Linked DNA regions of Homo sapiens: region 2 is linked to region 1. The links are chromatin contacts, found by Hi-C or POLR2A ChIA-PET in ENCODE. All regions are on one chromosome and are shown on one strand. The core of a region is the stretch at or near the end of the contact, and the rest is flanking DNA. Distances in the headings are between cores, read along the strand shown.

Region 1 (5,795 bases), core at 1,229-3,728:
GGCAAAGTAAACCAAAAACTAGAAAAAAAATAGACATCTTTGGTAGGTTGACCATACATTCCAGTAAGTCTGGGACTGTCCCAATATATGCCAGTTGTCTCAGCATAATTATTTATAGAACCTCTTTCACTCTCAGTGAAAATGTCTCGGTTTTAATGATTAAATGTCACCCTACCTGGAGAAACTGCATGAACAGAGGAAGGGAGTGTGAATATATATGTACATCTTTTGTTATCACTTATACTTTTAAAAAAGTAAAAGTAATGTATTATTACATTAATGTATTATTAATTCAAAAGCACTTTATTAAGGAAAAAAAATGAAACCAGTCAGGAAAAACAGACCGAGAAGAACCTAAGTAGGCTAAGGATGGAAATGCACGCATAAGCAATGCCTGGAGCAAAAAGAAAAGATGCCTTCATGAGGACTAGGGAGGGAATCAAAGTTAGGAAAGGACAGCTCAGAGGGTGGCATTACAGACACCAACAGAGGAGACTCTCCAAACAAAGACCATGGTTAACAATATATGCAGCAGACCAGGCAAGTAATGCAAAGGCAAAAACATGCACTAGCCTTGACTATGATTTGGTGGCCTTTGCCAGAACTGATTCAGGTGAGTTTAGGTGAGGGAATAAGGTTGCATTCATCAGATTGAAACATAAATGAGAAACACAGAAACAAGTCGGAACTGTCAGTGATTCAACCTAGAAATAAGAACGAGCTGACACAAACAGTTAGGGAAAACTGTTTTGAGGACATGCAGTCCCTCCATTCCTCCACATCGTCAAGGTTTTATTCCTGGATCAAACAGGACCATCAAACCTCAGCGTTTGTTCTCCTGAAAAGCATATGCACTGAGTTCTGCTCTGTAACTGTGTTCTTTGTTTCTACAAAGAAATACTTATAGACAATTTACTGCATTTATTTCAGAATTGTTACTAGAACAATTAGAGATAATATTACAATAACTTGGATAATTCTGCAAAATTAAAAATCCTGCATCTAATTTGCCAACTGCACTATTTTGGATTTGCTACTTCAGTTTTATTTCCCTTAATGTCAATTTTTGCCTATTTCTATTTTTCCATTTTCAAAACATAAACCCTTATAAACTTCAGAAATCCATTTTTAAACAAACTGGGAATAAAGAAACAAGAATCTCACCTGGGATTTGTTCATTTTCCGCTCTTAGTGGAGGAAGGAGAGCTGAAGGATTAGAAAGGAAGAATGTCAGGAGAGCCTTCGCCGGCCTTGCAGTTCGGAGATTCACCTGCCTATACAGGTCCACACACAAGATACTTACGTGTCCATGTGTGGCTCCGATATATGCTGAGCTCAGACATGACACTTTTCACTGAGTGAATGTAAATATTTCTTATTGATTTATTACCAATTTAGGTTCTGTGACACAGAAAAATTAAAAACATGAAAAGATGAGTTTAACAAGTTAACAGTAATCTGAAGGAAAAAACACTATGGGTTTGTCAAAATTCCTTGTAGGGAAAAAAAAAAACTGAGGCCATATTGTTTATCTGTTTACCTGTTAACACCATTAATGCCCTGAGGTTAGATAATGCAAAAGACCTCTAAAAAAAGGGATAGGATGTTAAATGCAAGTTTAAAAATGTTTGTTCTAACTTGCTAACAATTCCTCAAAAGGATCTTTTAATGAGAAACTGTGATATAGAGTAACAAAATGGGCAGCAGTGGCTCGGGAAACTGCAGACTTGACTTCTAATCTCAGTTCTGCCTCTAAGGAATGACAAGATCTGAACTACTCACCTCCTCAAACTCAATTTTGTTTTTCCATCTTTCAAATAAGGTCAAAACAGATAACCCAAGTATGACCTGACTGCACTACCATCCGGCGGGGATATCAGGCCAAGAGAGGAGGAAGCTCAGCAGCTCATCTGGATGTGCCCGGTGTTCGCGGAGGGGTGATAACAGCATTTCTTTCGCTGTGGCCGTGAGCCTTTCACCCGTCCCTGCCCTCAGACTCTCCAGAGGTGACGTTCCTGTTAGCCTGCGCGCCCACCCCTCAGCTCCAGCTCACCTCTCTCTTCTTAAATTTGTCCCAGACCTTGCACCAGCACACAGACTCCGACGGCTTCAGGATACTGTGCCATGATTACACATAATACATAAGCGAACGCGAAACGTGTAAATAATTACTTGGGATAGGAGGGCGGTCAGAGCCAGCAGGGGCCCTGGTGGTCAGCTAGGCCAGCCCCTTCGCTCCTGCACTCCACGGGCAGAGAGGCCCTTGGGGCCGGTGCAGGAGCCGTCTCCCTCGGGCTCTCCCAGGGAACGCACACCCAATAAATACAGCACCTAAACAATGAAAGTGCTCAAAACAACCCCAGGCGGCAAGTATTCCTAATATCCGTAATTTACAGAGAGGAAAACCGAGTCTCCCGTGGATAATTGTGTCTAATTCATTTGTCGCGGACCTGGCGCAGTCGCTCTCCCCCGCAGCCCCGCCTCCTCCCCGCGGGCTCAGGGCACAAAAAGCGCACACGCACACATCAAACGCCATGCGCACGCGCACAACAAACGTCACACGCTACGCACGCGCGTGCTGTCCCCTCCCCGCAGCCAGTTCCCTCCCCTTCGGGCCAGTGCGCATTGCCTACCCCGTGCTACAGGACTTCGCTGAGCGCCAGGCGCAGGGACTGGACGCATACGGACCCCCGGGAGCCCCGGAACTCGCGTTCCCACGCCAGACCTCATCCCCTTCTGACAGAGACGCCCTCGTCCCACCGTCGCCGCAGGCGCCAGGGGTCCCTCCCCACCGCCGAGGTCTAGCCGCCGCCCGCCCGCCTTCAGGGCAGCGCGGGGACCCCCTGGCCCTCGCCCAGTGCTCCGGGGCTCACCCGCCGCTCCTCGCCGCCTCCGGAGGCGAGGGATTGTTTCCCACAAGGGACTGGAGTCCAGGGAAGGACTCGCCTGGAGCGGGAGGCGGGGATGCACATGCGCAGAGGGAGAGGCCGAGCGCCCGAGTTAGGCTGGTGGATGCGATGCGGGGCTTGGAAGCGGCGCTAGACGGTGCCTGTCAGCTCTGGCCGCAACCCTCAGTTGTAAAATGAGGCTGATAGTGCCTACCTAGCAGGGGTTTTATGAGAATTGGAGGCGCTTACGTTGTAAAAGCATTTAAACCGGTGTCTGACACATAAATTGTTCAGTATATTTCTCACAATTATATATCATGCTGGTCATCATAAGGCTCTCCTGCAAAACAGCCTTGTATAGTGGGTTGAGAGATTACTGTCTCAGTTACCCACTCCTGCTTGGAACCAGGATTCTGTCAGTGTCCCCAGAGGTTGTGGATCAAATCAATGTGCCTGTTAGACACAAGCCAAGAGAAGGAAAGGTGTGCTTGAATTCATTCACGATCATGCATGGTAACGTTTAACTGAAAGACTGGAAGAGAAAACTAAAATCTGTGACCAGTATGGTTATTCTCTGGAATAAGGAAAAACAGAAGCTAGCAATTCAAGACCCAAACATAAAATTGTTTATATGTTTAAAAAAAAAAAAGCCGTTTGAGTAACAAATTTGAAGAAGAAAGCACGCACTCATTTCCCAAAACCAACCATACTTTACCCAGAACTACACTACACGTACATTCTTTTACGTGCACATCTGGCATTTTCAGCACACTATGAGCATGTGCGTGTGTTACAACTTTTCATTTAAAAAATCAACTCCTGGGTCATTGTCCACTTTTTTAAACTTTTCATTTGCTCATAATTTCAGATTTACAGAAGAGTTGCAAAATAGTTCCTATATGCCTTTCACCCAGATTCCACTAGTGTTAGTATTTTACATGACCATGGTATATTTATCAAAACTAAGAAAATAACATAGGTACAAGTACTATTAACTGAACTGCAGAGTTTATTCAGACTTAAGCAGTTCTTCCACTAATGCCCTTTTTCTGTTCCAGCAACCAATCAAGGATATTGTCACCGGGGGTCCTTGCTCCCAGAGCTCCCAAGATGGTGGTGGGCTGCTTCCGAGATGGGGGCAAGCCTCATGTTCTCTGACCTGGGGTTCTTGGCCTCATGGATTACAAGGAATGGAATTTTGGGCTATGTGGTGAGTGTTATAGCTCAATTAGAAGCCGTGGGTCACGGAAGAGAACTGTGGAACCCAGTGACTAGTGTTCAGCTCGATTAGGACCAACCTGGGACTTAGCTGTGCAGGAACAATGGCAAGCCTTTAGCCCAACTTGGGAGCAGCAATGGGCACCTCGCTGGATCAGGAGCACAGCGGACACCCTGCCAGATCCGGAGGGATGGAAGTCAGCGGCGGGTCTGCGAAGGCCGCAAACAGCAGCGGTGGACAGCGAGCGAAAGCTCAGCTCAAGCCGTAACAAACACGGACCAGAAGAGAGTGCAGTTGCAAGATTTAATAGAATGAAAACACAGCTCCCATGCAAAGGGAGGGGACCCAAAGTGGGTAGCTGTTGCCGGCTCCAATGCCTGGGTTTCTATCCCGATCATTGTCCCTCCCGCTGTGCTCTTAGGCAATAGATGATTGGCTATTTCTTTACCTACTGTTTTTGCCTAATTAGCATTTTAGTTAGTTCTCTTTACTACCTGATTGGTCGGATGTGAGCTAAGTGCAAGCCCCTTGTTTAAATGTGGATGCAGTCAACTTCTCAGCTAAGCTTAGGGATTCTTAGTCGGCCTAGGAAATCCAGCTAGTCCTGTCTCTCAGTATCACAGTACATTTACTTGTCATGTCTTAGCCTTGGCCAGTTTGTAATAGTTTCTTGCTCCTACCTTGTCTTTCATGACCTTGCTATGAAGATGAAAGCACGCTCTCTTGACTTCAGTCCTCCCACCTTGGCTTCCCAAAGTGCTTGGGATTACAGGCATGAGCAACCACACCCAGCCTATAGTTTAACTTTAAAACAAGAACGATAATGATCCCTTCCTGAAACTAACCCCCTCCTTGTTTGGGGACAAAAACCGTTTTTGTAAAACTAGTGGAAGTCCACAAGTTTAGAATTTTGGTAGGAACCTGAATTCTGTAAGATGCAGGCATAAACTCTAACCAGTTTTTGCTTTTATAATCTGCCTTTTTGTAACTGCTTACTACTCCAGAGTCACATAGCCAGTGGTCACAAGATTTATAACATCTCCAATTGTCACTATAGATAATGTCACTATTGTAAAACCTAAAACTAGTGTTTGAGTTATTTTTCAGACTTTACATTCTGATGGACCAACTGGTGCCACTGGGACCAGTAACCCATAGCAAAAAATGGACTCAGTTGATCCTGTGACCCCCTTCAAGAACCGATTCAACACAAGAAGACAGTTTCAACAGCCCTATGATTTCATCCCTGACCCAGCCAATCACCATTCCCCATTCTCTAGCCTCCTGATGGGCAGGAGGCTAGAGAGGTTCAAAGTTTTTCATCCTTGAAAGACTGTAGCCTCCAAATTCTCAGGAAGGCAGATTTGAGAATTATCTCTTATACTTGCTTGGCCACCCTGCAATTATTAAACTCTTTTTCTGCTGCAATCCTGTCGTTCTCAGTTTATTGGCTTTTTTCTAGGCAGCAGCCAAGAAGAACCCACATGGTAACATTCTCCTGATTAGACTGAGGTTGTGAGTTTTTAGGAAGCACCCCACAAACAGGTTGTGGCTTTCTCATAGTGTGATATCAGATGGCATGATATCAACATGACTTTTTACTGGTTAATTGACCATGATTACATGTATTAAATTAACTGAAATTTGTCCTGAGGCTGCCTCCCTACCTTTAGGGCCGATGTAAGGAC
Region 2 (5,795 bases), core at 1,252-3,751, 5.6 Mb after region 1:
CAAAGTGCTGGGATTACAGGCGTGAGCCACCGCGCCCGGCCACTCAAAGATTATTTCAACAATTTTAGGTGGGGCGCGGTGGCTCATGCCTGTAATCCCAGCACTCTGGGAGGCCGAGGCAGGCGATCACTTGAGGTCAGGAGTTTGAGACCAGCCTGGCCAACCTGGTGAAACCCCATCTCTACTAGGTGGCAGGTGCCTGTAATCCCAGCTATTCGAGAGGCTGAGACAGGAGAATTGCTTGAACCTGGGAGGCAGAGGTTGCAGTGAGCCGAAATTGTGCTACTTCACTCCAGCCTGGGCGACAGAGCAAGACTCCTTCTCAAAAAAAAAAAAAAAAAATTTTTTTTAAATCCAGAAAGCAGGAGGAATAGAGAGGAGCTAAAGCTGTCATTGGAGAAAAAGCAGTAATTACTCATGCTAGCTGAAGAAGGGATGTTTATTCTTCTGTGTGTGTGGTTGCGCAGTGCCAGTTTTTATTTATGCAGGCAAGATCACTGATCGGAATTATTTTCTCCTTCCCTCAGTCACAGAAAGAACTCGTCTGATATCAATTTTCTGTGAACCTGTTTATGTTCATCAAGTAATCCAGGCCAGCTACCGTGGGTCTCAGGGCTTTTTTTTTTTTTTTTTTTTTTTTTTGGGACAGAGTCTCGCTCTTGTTGCCCAGGCTGGAGTGCAATGGCGAGATCTCGGCTCACAGCAACCTCTGCCTCCCGGGTGCAAGCTATTCTCCTGCCTCAGCCTCCCGAATAACTGGGATCACAGGCATGTGCCACCACACCCAGCTAATTTTGAATTTTTAGTAGAGTTGGAGTTTCACCATGTAGGCCAGACTGATCTTAAACTCCTGATCTCAGGTGATCCACCCGCCTTGGCCTCCCAATGTGTTAGGATTACAGGCGTAAGCCACCACGCCCGGGCTTTTTATTTTTTTTCTTAATGATGCTGCACCTAATCACATTTAGGTGGCAGGCAAAAGAATATTGCTTAGCTGCTTTGCTACAGAAATGACAACTCTTGGGCAGGGGCGCGGTGGCTCACGCCTGTAATCCTACCACTTTGGGAGGCCGAGGCCAGTGGATCACCTGAGGTCAAGAGTTCGACACCAGGCCGGGCACGGTGGCTCATGCCTGTAATCCCAGCACTTTGGGAGGCCGAGACGGGCGGATCACGAGGTCAGGAGATCAAGACCAACCTGGCTAACACGGTGAAACCCCGTCTCTACTAAAAATACAAAAAATTAGCCGGGCGTGGTGGCGGGCGCCTGTAGTCCCAGCTACTCGGGAGGCTGAGGCAAGACAATGGCGTGACCCTGGGAGGCGGAGCTTGCAGTGAGCTGAGATCGCGCCACTGCACTCCACCCTGGGTGACAGAGCGAGACTCCGTCTCAAAAAAAAAAAAAAAAAAAAAAAAAAAGAGTTCGACACCAGCCTGGCCAAAATGGTGAAACCCCATCTCTACTAAAAACAAAAAAAATTAACCGGGCGTGGTGGCGGACGACTGTAATCCCAGCTACTCGGGAGCCTGAGGTAGGAGAATCACTTGAACTCGGGAGGCGGAGGTTGCAGTGAGCCAAGATCGCGCCACTGCACTCCAGCCTGGGCAACAAGAGCGAAACTTCGTCTCCAAAAAAAAAAAAAAAAAAAAGGACAACTTTTGATCCCTGAGGCTGCTAATTCCAACTGTGTGCATGTGCTTAACAAATACCTCCGCACCCAGGCCTGGGAAGTTGGCTGATTTGTGTACAGCAAATACGGCAGGCCTGATGTAGCAGAACTCTGACGAAAACGAACTGGACGCGTATTTCTCCTGCAGCGAAGGTCACGCTGCTGACAGCCTCTGCTTTGCACTTTGTCCCTGGGAAGGAGGCCTGTGGCCAGTCCTACCTCCTGGAAAGCCGGGGTGCGTCAGAGGACCTGATGCGGAGCGGGGACCCCATCCTCTCCGTGTCTCCCCAAGAGCCGGCGGCAGAGGCTGCCTGCGCTCCTTAAGCTAGGTCAGTTCTCTGGCCCGCAGTTCTCGTTCTCCTAACATCCTCCGCAGAAAACGACCTTCATTTTTTCCTCTTGCGCCAGTCTTGAAGCGGGGCGTCCTTTGGGCTCACGTTGCGGCGCCCAGCGGCCTCAAGCGTCAGCTGCCTCCAGGGCCTCAGGAGCAGTGGCTAGGGCCTGCCCTCCAGCGCCCGGGGTCCTCGGCCCAGCCCTGCTCCGAGCGCGTCACAATGGCGTCGCGGCCCCGCCCCCGGACGCCCAGCCGCGGTCCCAGCGACCTTCGCTTTCGTGGGGAAGCCGGACTGCGCCGTGTCTTCCTGAAGAAGGCTGGGGTAAGAGTCCGGCCAGCGGACAAGAGGGCAGCTGGTAGCAGGGTGGGATGCCCGTGGCATAGGGCCGAGCCCCCGCTAGGCACGCGGGAGCAGCAAGGCTTCCGGAAGCGCAGGGAGCGCTGGACTGGCGGGCGCCCGGGATTCGCGCAGGCCCCGCCCCTCGGCGGCCCCGCCCAGGGAGCGCTGCGGCAGTTTCCATGGTGAGATGGTCAACAAGCCTGTAAGTTCCTCAGCTACGACTACCAGGTACCTCGGGTTCCTCCCTCCTCCGAGAGACCGCCGAGGTGCGGGCTGTGAGAGGGGGAGCGTGGAGCCTCCGAGGCCGAGGTGAGGGGCGGCCGGCGGGCAGGGGCCGGGTCTGAGGTCGAGGGCCGCACACCCAGGATCGAGCGGGGACTGGGCCCGCTGGGGGTGGGGACCGTGGGGCTGGGATTTGGGATCAGGGCGAGTCGTGGCAGAGAGAACCCGGAGGATCTTTGACCCCAGTGCGGGAGCGGCCAGCCCACCCTAGAGAAGCGAGACAAGGGCAACCAGAAGGAACCGAGTCTGAGGAAGCGCTTCCTCTGGGCAGGGATATTGGGAGAGTCCTGGACGAGTGACCCTGGACCTAGGAGGCATGAGAGGTCTACACACACTTGCAAGGATACCTTCATGATTGTTGAGTTGTGGTGAGAAAAGAGGCTCTTTTTAGTTTATTTTTTAAGGCAGTACATTCACATCCTTAAGAGTCAGAAACTTGCACAAGGCCTTATTACTCAAAACTCCCTTTTCCCAGTTCCTTCTGAGGAAATAGTTGCAAATCTTTGAACTTTTTTCCTCCGGAAATTTTCTTTTTTTCTCTTACATCGGCAGCTCTTCACTGTGTTCTTCCTTCATTAGCTTTACTAAGTTTGTATTCTTTGGTTGGAAATATTTATTTATTTATTTATTTATAAATAGAAACAGGGGTATCACTATGTTGCTCAGGCTGGTCTTGAACTCCTGGGCTCAAGTGATTCTCCTGCTTTAGCTTTCCAAAGTGCGGGGATTACAGGCTGAACCACCGCCTGCCACCGAAATATTTCTTCATTGAGTTCCTTTGCCTCCTAGTGTTACTTTTCTGCTGTGTGTGTAATAGCCATTTGTTTTTTCTTTCTCCTTTCTGGTCATATCCTTAAATACATTTTGCACTAATTCCTTTTGAAACCTCATCATGGAGAGAACTTGAATTTAGCAGATTAGGGGTGAGTGCAGGCTTTTGTCTTAGGTTCCATATATATATATATTTTGAGGTGGAGTCTCCCTCTGTCGCCCAGGCTGGAGTGCAGTGGCGTGATTTTGGCTCACTGAAACCTCCACCTCCTGGCTTCAAGCAATTCTCCTGCCTCAGCCTCCCAAGTGACGAGGGTTACAGGCACGTGCCACCACACCCGGCTAATTTTTGTATTTTTAGTAGAGACAGGGTTTTGCCTTGTTGGCCAGGCTGGTCTCGAATTATTGACCTCAGGTGATCCACCTGCCTCAGCCCCCCAAAGTGCTGGGATTACAGGCGTGAGCCACTGCACCCAGCCCCCATATATTAAGAAATATACCCTTGTGTATTGTTGGTAAGAATGTAAAATGGTACAGCAGCTATGGAAAACAGTATGGCAGTTCCCTCAAAAAATTAACAAATAGAATTGCCATATGATCCAGCAGTACCACTTCTGGGTCTGAATCCAAGAGAAATGAAAGCGGGGACTCAGTTACTTGTACAGTCATGTTCATAGCAGCATTATTTGCAATAGTCAAAAGGGAGAGGTAACCCCAGTGTCCATTGATAGATGGATAAACAAAATGTGTCATATACAATAGAATATCATTCAGCCTTAGGAAGAAAATCTTGGCTGGATGCAGCGGCTCATGCTGGTAATCCCAGCACTTTGGGAGGCCAAGGTGGGAGGATTGCTTGAGTCCAGGAGTTCCAGACCAGCCTGAGCAACATAGCGAGATCCTGTTTCCACAAAAAATAAAATAAAATAAAGAATACAAAAATTAGCTGGGCAGGCCGGGCGCGGTGTCTCACGCCTGTAGTCCCAGCACTTTGGGAGGTCGAGGTGGGTGGATCAGAGGGTCAGGAGTTTGAGACCAGCCTGGCCAATATGGTGAAACCTTGTCTCTACTAAAAGTACAAAAATATTAGCCGGGCATGGTGGCACATGCCTGTAATCCCAGCTACTTGAGAGGCTGAGGCAGAAGAATTGCTTGAATCCGGGAGGCCGAGGTTGCAGTGAGCCGAGATCACGCCACTGCACTCCAGCCTGGGTGACAGAACGAGATTCCGTCTCAAAAAAAAATCAGCTGGGCATTGTGGCATGTGCCTGTAGTCCTAGCTACTCTGGAAGCTGAAGTCGGAGGATTACATGTGCCTAGGAGGTTGAGGCTTCAGTGAGCCATGATTGCACTGCTGTACTCCACCCTGAGTGACAGAGCAAGACTCCATCTCTTCAAAAAATAAAAATAAGATGGCCGGGTGCGGTGGCTAACGCCTGTAATCCCAGCACTTGGGGAGGCCGAGGAGGGCAGATCACCTAAGGTCAGGAGTTCAAGACCAGCCTGGCCAACATGGTGAAACCCTGTCTCTACTAAAAATACAAAAATTAGCTGGGCATGGTGGTGGGCGCCTGTAATCCCAACTACTCAGGAAGCTGAGGCAGGGAGAATTGCTTGAACCTGGGAGGTGGAGGTTGCAGTGAGCCGAGATGGCACCACTACACTCTAGCCTGGGTGACAGAGTGAGACTCCATCTCAAAAATAAATAAATAAGTGAAAATAAAAAAGAAAATGTCATATGCTGCAACATGGATGAATGTTGACGATATTATGTTAAGTGAAGTAAACCAGTAATGGACAAATATTGTATGATCCCCACTTATATGAGAATCTGAAGTAGTCAAATTCATGTAAACAGAAAAGTAGAATGGTGGTTGCTAGAGGCTGCGGTAAGGAGGAATGGGAAGTTGTTTAATGGGTACAGAGTTTCAGATTTGCAAGATGAAAATGTTCTAGAGATCTGTTTCACAACAATGTGAATCTACTTAAGACTGAACTGTACACTTTAAAAAGGTTAATTGGTAAGTTTTGTTTTATATATATATATATTTTTTTTTTTGAGGCGAAGTTTCACTCATGTTGCCCAGGCTGGAGTGCAGTGGAGAGATCTCAGCTAACTGCAGCCTCTGCCTGCCCGGCTCAAGCAATTCTCCTGCCTCAGCCTCCCGAGTAGCTAGGATTACAGGTGCCCGCCACCATGCCTGGCTAATTTTTTATATTTTTAGTAGAGACGGGCTTTTGGCATGTTGGCCAGGCTGATCTCAAACTCCTGGCCTCAGGTAATACGCCCGCCTCGGCCTCCCAAAGTGCTGGGATTACAGGTGTGAACCACTGTGCCCTGCCTATATTTTTAATCAAAGGAGTTTAAGGACGGGCACAGTGGCTCACACCTATAATC

Evidence for each region. A loop is a pair of places that touch in the nucleus more often than their neighbours do. ChIA-PET counts read pairs that join two places held with the same protein, here RNA polymerase II (POLR2A). Pooled maps may share reads with other maps.
Region 2: a loop to region 1 is called in a map of CD8-positive, alpha-beta T cell, with 13 times the contacts of the local background. The contact joins the promoter of ZNF487 here to the promoter of ZNF248 in region 1. A Hi-C loop is called at or near these places in 1 of 168 maps with a recorded cell type or tissue (CD8-positive, alpha-beta T cell) and 4 of 50 pooled maps. POLR2A ChIA-PET finds 5 or more read pairs at or near these places in 1 of 52 experiments (OCI-LY7).

The regions. Positions count from the first base shown.
Region 1 is chr10:37,855,132-37,860,926 of GRCh38, forward strand. It overlaps ZNF248 (zinc finger protein 248), which reads right to left and starts at 2,479. Exons shown (of 6, transcript NM_021045.3): 1 at 2,054-2,479; 2 at 1,304-1,401; 3 at 1,165-1,206. The coding sequence starts at 1,179. It overlaps ZNF248-AS1 (ZNF248 antisense RNA 1), which reads left to right and starts at 2,618. Exons shown (of 2, transcript NR_186559.1): 1 at 2,618-3,370; 2 at 3,947-5,535. RefSeq lists an enhancer at 1,972-2,031 and silencers at 2,349-2,725, 2,422-2,971.
Region 2 is chr10:43,434,610-43,440,404 of GRCh38, forward strand. It overlaps ZNF487 (zinc finger protein 487), which reads left to right and starts at 2,502. Exons shown (of 4, transcript NM_001355444.3): 1 at 2,502-2,653. RefSeq lists an enhancer at 1,957-2,026 and a silencer at 2,127-2,786.